Linked DNA regions of Homo sapiens: regions 2 and 3 are each linked to region 1. A link is a contact called in ENCODE Hi-C or POLR2A ChIA-PET data. All regions are on one chromosome and are shown on one strand. Each heading gives the region's core, a stretch centred on a gene start or an enhancer-like site at or near the end of the contact. The rest is flanking DNA. Distances are from core to core; before and after follow the strand shown. Region 1 holds the start of COG2 (component of oligomeric golgi complex 2). Region 2 overlaps PGBD5 (piggyBac transposable element derived 5). Region 3 overlaps TTC13 (tetratricopeptide repeat domain 13).

Region 1 (4,719 bases), core at 809-3,308:
AGCAATCTCAAATCTCCCAATGCAAATGTCATATCCCAACTTTCTCACACGTACAAAACCTATCCAATTACAAAATGTGCTGAATGAGACACAAACATAGAAATATAGCCTGGACAAGTGTTCCAACCATCCTTTCTGCCATGGAAGTGCAACTTATATGTAGTTTTATATGTTTAAGGCAACACAAATTGCAAATAACCTTTATCTTCAAGCTCCACCTAAAAAATCAACAAAATTTTACACAGAACAGCTGTTCTATGTATTTTCTTCTATGTATGTTGTCACTTTTATAAGCACTACAAAATGTACCGCATATTCACAGAGCCACGAAATATGCAATTGCTGGCATTCCAGCCACCACCCCAGTTTGCACTCTAAGTTCTATTTTAGAACTTGTATTTCTGTGATTTCACTTCCTGAAGCTGCATTTACCAAAGGCATTCTGTCAACTCAGAGTGGGAAAGGTGGTGGGGCTAGTGAGTCAGAGAAGATGCTGGTGTTGAGCCTTAAGAAGTCAAGAGATGGACAAACTGAGATTATTCTGTACTCTGAGATTCTTGACGTCAACAAGGCCCCTGATCTCCGTGTATGGCCTTTCCTCTTCCAGGGCACCTCTCCCCAGCATGTACCCTTAGCTGTTTCTTTCTACCCTCATTTCAGGGTAGCTCTTAGCCAGTAGGCAAAACGAAGGGTTTCTGGATCAATGAGTTGATTCTGTACATTCTTTGAGACATCCTAATGAAGTTACACCTTTTAGTACAGTGGTCTAATAGGAATATCACTTACAAGAATAAGGTACATTATTCCTGGGTATAGATAAGTCCTACATACGAAAAATGATATGGTCACACTGGAGAAGATACAGATCTACTTTAAAAAAAAACAGCTTTGGAGATGTAATCTGAATGCAAATATTATCAAAAAGAGATAGGCTAATTAATCTAGAAAACATTATGTCACCAAGAAAGGCAGAGTAAGATTTCAACTCACTTGCTCAAAATTGTAGATGTCTACTAACCAGCTAAAACTTTTCGCTTTTTAACACTGAAAGCAGCTACTAAAAGGTGTCAAAAATCCTAGTCCTCAGGAAATTAAATAGAAACATTTTTTGAATGGCTTAAGTGCAGACCCAGAGGGATACACCAAGTAGGAGCAAAGCTCCTCCCAGCTCTCACTCAAAGCCTGGCCATTTTCAAGGCTGTGCCTGATGAACTTTATCATCAGTGAAGTGTTTTCAGTTTATATTTCTTTTCTCTAAGTTTATGACCTACAACTACCAACTTCTTCAAATGCATCACGTAAAAAGTAGAGCAACTTCTTTAAAGAGTAATGGTTTGCTTTGTCGTACTGCAATAGTCGGTAAGAATGTTCTAAGCTTCTAAATATCCCATTCTGGAAGCTTTAGCTGAATGTTAAGCAAAACTTCAGATTAAGTTCTTTTTCTTTCCGACCCGAGTCCCTAGGAAAGTACGTGGGCTTGGAGATTTATTCAACACACACTTAATGAGCTCCAAGGCCCCGGTCCACAAGCTTCTTTCCGACAAGGGGACTGGCAATCTGACTGCACTGCATGGTAACAGGAACGGGTAACAGTGGCTTTGACATGCAGCTCAAAACCACTTGCCCAGAACTTTCAGGCCTTTCCATGTAACACGCACGATTTTACAGAAGTGCTTTCTCCAGGCTGCACCCGCCAAACCTGACGCCAAAAGACTCATTGCGAAGTGCAGCGAGGTCTCGGCGGAGGACCTGACACTGAGCGTGCGCAGGCAGGAGCAGCCGACCGAAGAGACCGCCACAGAGGGCACAGGGCAGAGGCACCCTCATGGCCCGGCTCCGGGGAGCGGACGCCGCGCGCACCTTCATGAACTCGTCCTTGTCGAAGCAGAGCGTGTCCGGCCCCTTGGGCAGGTTCATCCTACTTTTCTCCATCCCGCCGGCCACCGCCTCTCAGTGCCAAGATCCAAGCGAGAAAACGCAGGAGGCTGCGCAGACCGACTCGGCGGCCGCGGCCACCGCCAGTTTCCACGGCACAGGGGGGTCCGCTTCCGCCAACATGGCAGCGCCCGCGCCGCGGCCAATGAACGACGGCACCGCAAGCCGGCCTGCGCCTGGCTCTGGCCAAGAGGGGCGCGGGGGCCGCCGCTGCTGCACGGGTAGGCCGTGCTGCCCTCATGTGGCGGAGGGCGGTACTGCAGCCTCGCGCGGGCTCCTGCAAGGCTGCCCACCTCCCTAGGAGGCGTGGCTGAGCTGCAGGGGTGGGTCAAAAGGGGTGAGCGGGTCTCCCTCCCACCCCCACCGTTTCTACTGGGAAAAATTGTCCTACAACGCTTTTCCAGTGCCTTCTACCCTGAGACTGCTCTGCTTCGTTATGCATGGCCAGAAGTTGGCCCTTTGGTTCTCAGGCCCGTTTTCCAGGTTGGACGTATCACCGTGGTCGCATTCTTCACCTCCCTGTGCGCGGTCACTGCCGCTGGTGGGCGCTAACGCCTCTATGGAGACCCCCGCCCTTAGCCTCTGTCCCCACAGAGAAGTGTAGCGTCTCCTCCACTGGGCTCCGTTACTGGGAACTCATAGGGAAGAAGGTGGTCAGCTAGGCGGCTTTGGGTCCTCTGAGTAGCTCCCTGCTCAACCTCGGTCTCCGTTCCAGGTGGGCAGCCTCTGAGCGCAACTTTGGGTCTTCAAGGTGCTTAAAGGAGTGCCTCGCTATCTGATTAAACACAGCAGACAAATACATGTGCATGCACATTTATTTTTAATTTCAACCAGGAATGGACAAATTTTTGTGTTGTGGCCAGTACTGGTGCAACCAAACCAATTTCTTAGACTGTCTTCCTCCTCCTCCCCCCACCCACCCCAATTTTATTCTGAGACGTTCTTCCTTTATCTCCTCCCTTGCTTTTTTCTCCTCTTGTCCCTTCCGCTAGCTGTAAATACCGTGGTCAAATGATGATGATTCATTTTTCTTCTTTTCTCCTTGACATTCGGATGATTCAAACCACAAACCTCACTTCACACTCTTCATTCTGCAAACCTTTCCTTCCCGCTTCTGTTGAGGAATCTAGGCCTCTCTTCCCAATTTTTCTCCTTGGAGATAAGATTAACGCCATGATGGCCTGTAAAAAGGAATGGGACAGCAGAGGGTAAGACCTCACCATGAGACTTTGTATTTCAAGTATCTCAACTAGAAAACTGGTCACTTAAAAAAAAATGTAGGCGTAGAATCCAAAACGCTCTACTCCCTAGCACTGGACCTAGCAGGCCCTGTTGAAGAGCCTATTTCCTGCCAGTATCTACAGAACAGATGAACAGGATAAGAGCCGGAAGCTAGCTGGAGGATCAAAATATTCTGCCAGAGGAGCGATTGGGAAAAGTACATCCTAAGTCCCTGTTATGTTTGTTTTGCTGGAGGAAATGAAAACCTCATTTTCTGTTTAATTTTTTGTTTTCTCTTGTTATGAAAATTTTCAAGTACACAGAAGTGTGGAGAGCACAAGAACCCCACCCTATGTACTTAGCACCTCGCTTCAACCATCATCAACCTGTCTCCTCTGCCCTTCCCCACCCACCGCATCGAGACCTTCTTTTTTTGTTGTTTTATATATATATATATATACATATATATATATATTTTTTTGAGACGGAGTTTCACTGTTGTTACACATGCTGGAGTGCAATGGCATGATCTCTGCTTACCGCAACCTCCACCTCCCAGGTTCAAGCGATTCTCCTGCCTCAGCCTCCCGAGTAGCTGGGATTACAGGCATGTGCCACCATGCCTGGCTAATTTTGTACTTTTAGTAGAGATGGTGTTTCTCCCTGTTGGTCAGGCTGGTCTCGAACCCCTGACCTCAGATGATCCACCCGCCTCAGCCTCCCAAAGTGCTAGGTTTACAGGCATGAACCACTGAGTCCAGCCCTTTTATTGGAATATGTTTTAAAGCAAATTCTAAACACCATATCATTTCCTATCCCCTAATACCTCAGTTTACGCATCAAAAGAAGAAAAAAAAACCCTGACATTTTGTAACACCTAACAAAACCAGCAATTCCAATAACCAATCTATAGTGGCTCTGAAAGGTGGGCCTTTATCCCAAGGTCACACTGTTAATAAGTGGCAAGTTGCAAACCCAGGCAGCCTGGCTTCAAAGCCCAGTACCAAGGCACGGGAGAGGATGCTGGACAGATGAAACAAAGATGTCTGCAACCCTGCCTTCTCTTTCGAGGCTCTGCAGGAAGTCTAGGTAAGCTGGAACTTGAACTCTTTCTTTCTTCACTGTAATTCCCTTCTGACATTGTTCCTGGGACTTTAGAAATAAAATGAACCTGAATTTGTACAGACTGGGCTTATCTTGAGGATGCTAAAGGGATTAAGTGGCAACAGCGATGGAGGGTCCCTGCTGCCTGCTGTCCTCCCTAGATTCAGAAGGGAACCATCAGGACCCCATGGAGTGGGCTGCGGCTTGGAGACACAGATAGTGGTGCAGACCACCACAGCCAGGCGCAACAAGAAAGACTTCAATGCTAGCATCATAATCTACAGAGGACAAACGCAAGAGAGAAAGCCTACACCTGCCCAGAGGACATGGCCCTGGGTTTCCACTCAGAGCTGATGTTCAACTGGCACACAGTATTTCAGCTGTGCTACTTGGTAAATATTGCAACATCTCAAAGGTTGGTGAATGGCCTCTGTACAGAATCTGCTGCTGCCCTGACCC
Region 2 (4,719 bases), core at 882-3,381, 290 kb after region 1:
AGGGAAAGGACAGGCAGAGGGCTTTTTTATGCCATCTTTTCCCTTCTCCATCCCCTCCCATTCTCCCACTGTGTGGGGGACTTGTTCATTGCACTTGAATAGTTCCAAATGGGGCTTTGAATGTTTTATGAGCTACAAAGAGCCAGCGAGTGCAAGAAGCCAGGCGTGAGGGCCAGGGGAGACGTTGCAGCTAGGCCAGCCTCCCAGCCTTCCCCTTCACAAGACAGGGGAGACCACATGTGATGTCCCCATGTGTCCATTAGTAGAAAAACTGAGGAGGCAGATATGCACTGCTAAGACTGAACAGTGCAGGGCTGTCACTTTTCGAAAATTGAATGCACGGTAACCTTGCATTCAATTTGCATTCAACCTCAGCCCACCTTCCATTCCTAGAAGAATGGAAGGCAGCTGTCCACATCACACATGGTAAGTATCATCCTCCCTTCTGTCCTTGGAAGACCTTTTTCTGCCATCACCTGGGAGCTTGTTGGGAATGCACAGTCTCAGACCCGGCCTCACAGAATCACAATCCACATTTTAGCAGGATCCTCAGGTGACTGATTTGTTCAAACTTTTTCTGTAAATAGCCAGATGGTAAGTATTTAGACTTTGTATCGGTGTGGTCACTGTTGCGTGTTGTCAGTTCTGATATTGTAGCCCCAAAGCAACCACAGACAATATTTAAATGAGTGAGCATGGCAGTGTTCCAATAAAACTTTATTTACAAAAACAGACGTGGGCCAGACTAGGCAGTAATTTGCTGACCCCGATCTAGGGCATCGTGTAGAGTTCTGGGAATCATTGCCTGCACTCTTCATTTCAGTTCCCTACAGATGCACAATCTAATTCATAATTAAGCTTGAGATAGGATCAGGGAGGGAAGTGTAGCACGTTCCTGAAGTTTATCCTAAAGCCTCCCGAAAGAGCTTTACCTTGAAGAAGCAGATCTGTGGCCACTCCTTGGAGCCTATTTTTATTATGCCATCTCTTTTTTCTTTATTGTCTTATCATTGGGAAAAGTCATATAATCATGTTATCAAAAAGTTGAAATAGATGAAATTAGTTTCAAAATTGCCTTGGGAATCTTGTCAGAAAGGTCATGACAACCTAGAGGAGAACCAGAGGCTGTGTGTTGCAACAGGCCAACAGGGAACTGGGTCATTTGATGAATGATTTATAAAAAGAGGAGGTTCAGCCTGGAAGAAGGAGGTCGTGGGCTGACACGAGGGCTGTCTTGAAAATCCAAAAAAAATAGCATTTTTTTTCTTTGTTTCTCACTGGACAGAAGTCACATCCCTAGGTTTCAGTTAAATATAGGTAAATTGTGGATCAGTGAAAGACTTTTTTAGCAGTTGGAACTTTCCATGAGTGGAAGGGGCTTCCATGAAAAGAAGTGGGTGCCCATCACCAGGCATGTCCAGCCAGAGGACACAGGACCCATGCCAGAGATCCCTCAACCAAGTGAGAGTTGGGACAAGGGACCTTAGGCCAATAATAACAATAATAATAAATTCCATTGATGAAATATCTACTGTGTATCAGGGCCGGTGCTATTTTGCATGTTGAATCCTTTCTTACTGCATCCTTTCTGGAAACAGTAGTATAGATAATGATACCACCCTCCTATAGATAAGAAGGGTCAGGATCAGAGAGGTAAAGTAACTTAGTTAAGGTCACAGAGCTGCTCAAATGCAGAGGCTGAATTTGAGCTCCAATCTGATGAGCCCTCAAGCTCATGCTGCCTTCCGTGAGAGCCTCTGCTTTTTCCCTCCTGGCAGGTGCTACATGAACCCCTGATCGATGAGGATCCTGTATTCATTGCCACGTGCACAGAGCGGGAGCTGCGAAAGAGGAAAAAGCGGAAATTCAGCCTCTGGGTCAGACAATGTTCTTCCACTGGCTTCATCATCCAGGTGAGCCCTGGGCTGAGCCCGGGGAGGGTCGGTGAAGAGGGTCGGGGAAGAAAATCCGGGCGACTTGGGCTCATCTGATACCCAAGAACTTGTTCACATACCCTTTTCACTGTGGGTCCAAGTCCACCCAGATGCTCCTGCGGAGGCCAGGGCTGGGCTGCTCCCTCCTCACCGAGGCAGCGGGTAGCCAGCCCTGGAGAGGCTGCTGCCACCCCTGGCCCCGTTCCCTGCACATTCTTCCTCCAGACTCAAGCCCATCTGGGTAAATGACTCATCAAGGCTCAGGCCGTAGCAATGTTGGCTGGAAGTGTCACCCAAACAGTGGGTCATACGAGGTTTCTACCATCTCCCTGGAGGCTGTCCCTCAAGACTTTTGGACTTGTGGCTTTGAAACTTAAGGCTGTCCCAGAAGGCCTCCCCACTCCCACCAGGTATCTGCCCAACCTTCCTGTTTCCAGGATGCCTTCTTCACAGACCTCCACCAACAGCCTGCTGGTGAAATTATGAATAACCTTCAGCAGGAGCACGTGCCCGAGTCATAGGACCTTGGAGCCAGCATGGCCAACATGGGTGCATGTTTCACAAGAGGTGCCTGAGCTCTGCTTTTTGTGATGATACTCCCAGGAAAAGCATCTGAGGTTGAGCTGCCAGGAGCAGTAGGGTACACAAAGGGAGATGGTGGGGACAGATACACACCAGAATGTGGCTCCTAAGTGACGTCTCCCTGCCTAGTCTAGTTTTTCATGCGTGCTGCGCAGCGACACCTTCTCTCATCAGACAGGCAGGCCAGCCCTGTGGTGACTGCTGACCGCACGCTCACTTGCTGCCCTCGCTTGACCGCATCTCCAGGCCCCAAGGCACAGGGTTTTTGCACTTCCATCTTTCCCTGAACTACAGCAGGATTCGTAGGAAGATTCTGCCGAACATCTCCTCCCCACATCCACTCCAGAACCACAGTGGGGAAAGTGCGCTTGCTCCGGGAAAATGTCTTCCCTCCAAAGCACCATCTCGGCTCCTTCTGCAGGTCTGAGGGACCTTCAGGTTGAGTTGGGGTCAGGATCTCCAGCCAGACTCTGGGGCTCTGCTTGTGCATAGGCATTGTTTGGGGTCTTGCCAGACTGGACCTATCCCAGAGCAGAATTCCCTCACTCCTGGAGGTGCAGCCTCAGCTCCTTGTCCCCTCACATTCTCCAGAGTCCTCTGCCATCTCTATAGTGCCTTTTGTGATGATACTCCCATAGGTACAGGTGCGTCGGGTTCATTTTATGTAAACTTTCCCAAGGGACATTCATTTATTCTTTCAGTAAATATTTATTGAGCACCTGCTACCTGCACACAATTGTGCCAGGCATTGGGATATGCAAACGTGGTCCTGCCATCCTTGAGATCTGCCTAGGTAGCTTTTTTTTTTTTTTTTTTTTTTGAGACGGGGTCTGACTCTGTCACCCAGGCTGAAGTAAAGCAGCATGATCATAGTTTACTTCACCCTCAACTTCCCAGGCTCAAGTGATCTGGTCACCTCAGCCTCTCAAGTAGCTGGGATCATGGACATGTGACACCATTCCTGGCTAATTTATTTTTATTTTCATTTTGGTAGAGATGGAGTCTCACTGTGTTGCCCAGGCTGATCTTGAACTCCTGGGCTCAAGTGATCATCCCGCCTCGGCCTCCCAAAATGCTGAGATTACAGTCAAGAGCCACCATACCGGCCCTGTGTAGCTTTGGAATAAATGTTTACATGCGGATCCTGTGTGCATCTGGCACCACTCCCTTCTCCCTCTACAGTTAGTGAGGAGCTAGAAATCACATCTGTCACCAGGCAAGGCCAAGGCCACAGATCTCTCTCTCTCAGTTCAGATTCGTTCCCAAATTTATAAAATCTGTAAAATCCACATCTATAAGAAGTTTGGGTTGGTACCTTGAAGTTTCCTTTCATTTCTAAAACTCTTGATTCTAGGAGGTTTTGCAGCAGCGTGAAAGTTTGTTTTTAGAAGCCAGAATTGAAGCTGACAACTCCCAGTCAAAAGCAGCGTAGCTTCCACCATTGCCAGGGGCAGCCCTCAAAATGTGCTCAGAGGTGCAGAGCCAAGGAGGCAATTAATTACCCTTCAGTTTCAGGCTGTGCCGTGACAGGACTGGCATGAGAACTTTCTCAGCCCCCGCAGTCCCTCTCTTTGTTCCTAGGTCCAACTGAAGGTGCCTGTGGCAGGCACAGCGCAGGGAAAGGACATCTCTGCCTGTGAGGGGCCAGGAGACGTAGAGGAGCCACATGACCCGGGGACAGTTGTTTTTTTAGAGTCCTGCCCCTTTTCTTGGTTCTCCAGGTGCTAATCTTGGTTTGACAGCTTTTGAAGGTCAGCAGCCTGGGCAAGCACAGCCCTGGGGCAGAATAATACCTTACACCGTCAGAGCTTTCACACTGCAGTTCCCTGATCCTCCCCACAGCCTTGTAAGACATAGAGAGCAGGCCGTGTTGATCCCATTTCTTACATGAGGTGGCTTTGGCTCACAGGGGTTACCTGCCAGACAGCTGGTCAGCACAGAGCTGGCTTCTCCCCTGGGCCTCAACCTGCCTCTTCCCTCGTCCATCCCCAAGGCATAGGCAGCCCCTGCTCTTGCATTTACCTCCCACGTGAACTAGCTGCTCAGTCATTGCTCTGGAATATGGAGTTGTGATCTAGAAATTAAAGATGGGATTAGGTAACCAGTGAGGTCCCTTCTACTGCCAGTGTATGACTCTCTTCTTTGTAAATGTCATATGTAGGGTTCTGTACACAGGACATTTTCTTCATTGTAGTTCCTCAGA
Region 3 (4,719 bases), core at 1,439-3,938, 270 kb before region 1:
TGTGTAATAAGTACATGTAGTTAGACTTAACTGTGAGCAAATGAGTTACTGGTCACTTAAAGGTGAGGCAACTATCACATTTTATGAAGAAAGAATGCATTCTCATGAAACCTACCTTGCTTGTCTATAGTTAGAAAGGTAAGGTACATTCTTGTATATGTTTAGTGCTACGTCAGTATGCTATTTGCTTTTTAAAAAAAACTTTCTGTGTTTGGCTGTTTGAACTTATAATACATGCCTTTCACACTTATTTTTGTATTTTCAGAGTTGGCAATATATTATTTTCTGTGGAAACTCAAACCACGGAAGAAAGGACACAATTATATCATGCTGAAATAGATGCACTTTATAAAGATTTGACAGCAAAAGGAAAAGTATTGATTCTTTCATCAGAATTTGGGGTAGGTTTCTCTTTGTTTCCATTTTTCTGCTCTTCCTATGATTCTTTTGTAAATTTTTTGAACCTCTGCCCTTTCACTGAGATTGTACATCTTATGCTTGAAATTGGGTTGAATTGACCTAAAAATATTTCTTATTTCTTATAGGCAAAAATTCTTGTATTTAGTAACTACAGTAATGGGGAGGATAATAAATTAATAATTTAGTACTGCACTATGACATTATCATAAGTTTGGGCTTTGACAAGATATAAAAAAGCTGGTCCATAATGAAAATGACCTGGGCTTCACCTTTTTCTTCCATTTTCTTCCCTTCGTTGCGGTTGTTGCTTATAACCGTATATTTACAAGGAGCTTTTGAATGTAAACTGGATGATGCATTCTGATGAGTTAATGGCAAGGAAAGTATAATGAAGTTGTGTATACTTTGCACTTGGCGGCCCTTTCCTGGTCTGTGGCCTTCTTCTTTGGTTGTCTGCTTGGACTCGAGGTGGAGTCGTTACAGGCAGCAGGGTATGGTGGACATTCTCTCCCCACCACGCCCCTTCTCTGTGTTCTGCAGTGGACGGGTGCCCCTTACCCTTGAAAAGTCACCTTATTTCTCCAACATTTAATCACTGCATCCATATAATTAAACATCTAAGTTTATACACATAATTGAGCATCATCCAAATCTCAATGCGGAGTAGGGGAAGGGGCTTACCCAGATCTTTTGGGGTAAGGTACATGTTGTTTGAGAGAACATATTTGGTGTTAATAAATGCCTTTTAAAATTTTAGTCACAATATATATTTTGACATTTCAAATAACGTTAAAGGAGACTGAGATTTTTATGTTTATCCAAGAGTTGCAGTTTAAGAAACAGCTGGGAAAACATTGCTCTAAATTGAACTAAATTGGAAAAAAATGATACAAAAGGGTATAGAATATTCAAGAATTTGAAAAGTAGATTCTTATGGGGGAGGAAGAAAACAATCCTCTTCTTGATGTAGATTATTCTTGTGTGTTCTGTCACCTAATGAAAAATTAGTTTGTAATCTTTATAGTATTTATGAGTCTGTATCTTTTTTTTCTAGGAGGCTGATGCTGTCTGCAACTTAATCTTATCCTTAGTTTATTACTTTTATAATTTAATGCCACTCTCTCGAGGATCCAGGTAAGTAATATCCTGTCATTAAAATTATTTTAAATTGAGAAATGTGTTCTTTTTTGCTTATCCTTCCTGTTATGGATATAGGTACAGAGTACACAAAGAAATGGTAAGGAGCTCCCTATTTTTTTCCAAAATCTGCACAAAAAAATATTTCCTTAGTCTATCACATCAGCAAAAGAATTATAGAAGACAGTTCTAATATAGTGTGCTTACGTTTAATAGGATAGGGATTCATCCATTCAACACAAGTTCATGGAAAGTTTACTGTGTATCATGTGCCGTGCTCAGTGTGTTTTAATTTTTTGTATCTGCCAGCCTCTTACTGAACCTCTTCCTCCTCCTCTTCCTTTTCCATTTTGGGCTGTCAGGTGACCCATAATCCTCATGTTTTATACTTTTGGGCCAACAGTCACTCTGTACTATTTTTATTATTTTGGATAAATTCTTGCTACTTGTATATCAGGAGTTTTTTAGGTATCATTAAAACAAGAGCTATGACTGTAGAGTTTTCATTTCATTCTCCTTTTCCCAGCACTGTGTGCAGTAAATTATGTAAATGGCCTTTTGCCATTACTGGCACATAGTTGAACTTAAGATGTTTTGGCTAAAAATAATACACTTGAATGTCTTTATCTTTGATTAATGGCTTAGAAAGTAAAACTCCCCTAAGTGTGGTAGTAAATTTGGTTATAGAATTTAAGACTCATTGAAACAAAATAGAAACATAAATGTTGTCTTATCAGCATAATATTGCTAGTTGTGTCCACTGAATAAGGGATGTGAGGCCTGTGCACATCACCGCTTGTGGGCCCCACTGTACTCAACAGCCAGCATCCGTCCTTTGTCCTCACAGCAGCTCTGCTGGCTCACGTGTGACATTGAAGGACGTGCAGCTCTGATTGTCCTCAACTCTGCCTCATCCCTACATCTCTTCAATCCTAAATAGTCTGTTGATTCTGCCTCCCACACTTCTGTTTCTCTCTTCCCTGTACCCGCCACAGCTAGCTTTGCTCCTGCTCCTCTCTGTGCCCTGCGGCTCTCCAGCACCTTCTGAAAACCATGGGTTTAAGCCGAGCTTGGCAGCATACACAGTGCGCAGTGCTAGCCCTGCCCTGCCCTGGTTTGCCTTGGCTGCAGCACCGCTCTCTTCCGTGGCTCTTTTGCTTCCCCTTGGCTTTCCACGTGGGCTCTCTGCCACATCTCCCTGCCTTCTCTGCCCCTTTCATCTTCAGCCCTGGGACCCTGGAGGTTGCAGAGCACATGTCTTTAGCCTCTGAAGTCTTCCCTGCTGGAGAACCCCATGAATCACCTTGACTCACTTTTCTTGGTGTCCACCCATGGCACTTGTTAGCTTTCTCAGGTGCTCGTGCCATCCTTTCCACCTGCTAGGATGCATTATCTCATGGGTGAGAGCTGTCTTTATTTTGAGCCGATTTGTTTTGGGAAAAGCACAACACTGTGGTTACAATAGTGGGTCCCATGGCCTTTTGCCAGCCCCTTCCACCCAAAACCAGTCAGCTCCCTCTCTTCCCTCACCAAGAGCAGAAGCACAACGTCTTACAAATGCCTCCTACCCCAGACCTGCACACTCGCAGCTCTACACTCGTTCTGGAGTGACAGGGCAGCAGACCTTGCCCCACGAGCCTCCGAGCCAGCAGGCAAAGGTACCCCACAATCCCCTGGCCTCTAACAGCCACCTTGGAGCCCTGGCAGTTCACACACATGCCCAAATCTCCAAACCATCTGTCCGTTAGTACATTGTGAGAATGTATTCTGCATTTCTTCTTTGAAGGCCAGCATTTCTAATGCTTAAAAAGTAAGACTAACATATGTATTTGTATTTATGAACTTTATTGTATACATGCATTGCTGGAGTGCGGTGGAGCGATCTCGGCTCACTGCAACCTCTGCCTCCCGGGTTCAAGCAATTTTTCTGCCTCAGTCTCCCAAGTAGCTGGGACTACAGGCACATGCCACCACTCCTGGATAATTTTTTGTATTTTTGTTACAGATGGGGTTTTGCCATGTTGGTCAGGCTGGTCTCGAACTCCTGACCTCAAGTGATCCACCCACCTCGGCCTCCCAAAGTGCTGGGATTACAGGTGTGAGCCACCATGCCTGGCCTAATTTTTGTGTTTTTAGTAGAGACAGGGTTTCGCCATGTTGCTGTCAAACTCCTGACCTCAAGCGATCCGCCCACCTTGGCCTCCCAAAGTGCTGGGATTACAGGTGTGAGCCACCTCACCTGGCCAGTAAATATATTCTAATAGTAAATTAGTAACTATTCTTAAACAAATAGGCATATTTTCATGTTAAATGAAACATTCGGTGTTTTATTTGAAAGAATTTTTGAATAAATTTTATCTTTCATGATGGGAAGTCCATGGTGAAATTTAACATGGTAACTGTAGACCGTCCAGGATGGATTGACCTTTGTTCTTTATTTAAATAGTGTAATTGCTTACTCGGTCATCGTGGGAGCACTGATGGCAAGTGGAAAAGAAGTAGCAGGAAAAATTCCCAAAGGGAAGGTATGTTGGAGCGGGAAGGGAGAAATGCTTGGTTATGTATTAAGTCCCAATTTATGGATTTTTATTTTAAGGTACACGAGTTACATAGATCTCCAGCCGAGCCTGTGTCCTCCATGTTTAGTAACATTCCTAAATGTCTTTCTTTTTCAGTTAGTCGACTTTGAAGCTATGACAGCCCCTGGTTCAGAGGCCTTTAGCAAAGTCGCCAAAAGCTGGATGAACTTGAAAAGGTAACTACTTGAGGGGGGTCCACACAAGGGTATCATAACTGGAGGAGGAAAAGGAGTTTCCTGTTACTTTGGAGCGCTATGAAAACTGGAACTGTTATACTCATTTTTATAAGTTAATATGTAATACAATGAATTTAATTCACTTTTTCAAGGTTAAAATGTTTTGCTGTTGTATAAGATAACCTTTTAAGGGTGAATGTATGGATAAAAATGGACTATGAAGGCCAGGCACAGTAGCTCATACCTGTAATCCCAGCACTTTGGGAGGCTGAGGTGGAAGGATCATTTGAGGCCAGGAGTTCGAGACCAGCCTGGGCAACATAGTGAAACTGCTCCCCTCTACAAAAAAATTTAAAATTAGCTGGGCATGGTGGTGTGTGCCTGTAGTCCCAAGTACTTGGGAGGCT

Evidence for each region. A loop is a pair of places that touch in the nucleus more often than their neighbours do. ChIA-PET counts read pairs that join two places held with the same protein, here RNA polymerase II (POLR2A). Pooled maps may share reads with other maps.
Region 2: a loop to region 1 is called in a pooled map, with 3 times the contacts of the local background. The contact joins the enhancer-like site here to the promoter of COG2 in region 1. A Hi-C loop is called at or near these places in 1 of 168 maps with a recorded cell type or tissue (dorsolateral prefrontal cortex) and 3 of 50 pooled maps. POLR2A ChIA-PET finds 5 or more read pairs at or near these places in 3 of 52 experiments (BJ, H1 and activated T-cell).
Region 3: a map of ascending aorta shows a loop between it and region 1 (2.5-fold over the local background). The contact joins the enhancer-like site here to the promoter of COG2 in region 1. A Hi-C loop is called at or near these places in 13 of 168 maps with a recorded cell type or tissue (HepG2, IMR-90, K562 and 10 more), 7 of 37 single-sample maps with no recorded cell type and 22 of 50 pooled maps.

What each region holds. Positions count from the first base shown.
Region 1 is chr1:230,639,820-230,644,538 of GRCh38, reverse strand. It overlaps COG2 (component of oligomeric golgi complex 2), which reads right to left and starts at 2,058. Exons shown (of 18, transcript NM_007357.3): 1 at 1,861-2,058. The coding sequence starts at 1,932. LOC124904545 (a long non-coding RNA gene) reads left to right here and starts at 3,842. Exons shown (of 2, transcript XR_007066935.1): 1 at 3,842-4,245; 2 at 4,422-4,719. RefSeq lists silencers at 392-511, 2,125-2,264 and an enhancer at 1,815-2,034.
Region 2 is chr1:230,348,152-230,352,870 of GRCh38, reverse strand. PGBD5 (piggyBac transposable element derived 5) reads left to right here. Exons shown (of 7, transcript NM_001258311.2): 3 at 1,779-1,913. Among named protein-coding and RNA genes, the nearest start is that of PGBD5, 76 kb to the left of the region's middle. Within about 2 kb of position 2,131, at least 4 of the 41 ENCODE cell types and tissues checked have a DNase peak (open chromatin) inside an H3K27ac peak, as active enhancers do; they include dorsolateral prefrontal cortex, where a contact is called at or near this core.
Region 3 is chr1:230,908,305-230,913,023 of GRCh38, reverse strand. TTC13 (tetratricopeptide repeat domain 13) reads left to right here. Exons shown (of 23, transcript NM_024525.5): 19 at 266-401; 20 at 1,475-1,554; 21 at 4,004-4,082; 22 at 4,233-4,312. Among named protein-coding and RNA genes, the nearest start is that of C1orf198, 42 kb to the right of the region's middle. Within about 2 kb of position 2,688, at least 7 of the 41 ENCODE cell types and tissues checked have a DNase peak (open chromatin) inside an H3K27ac peak, as active enhancers do; they include ascending aorta and dorsolateral prefrontal cortex, where a contact is called at or near this core.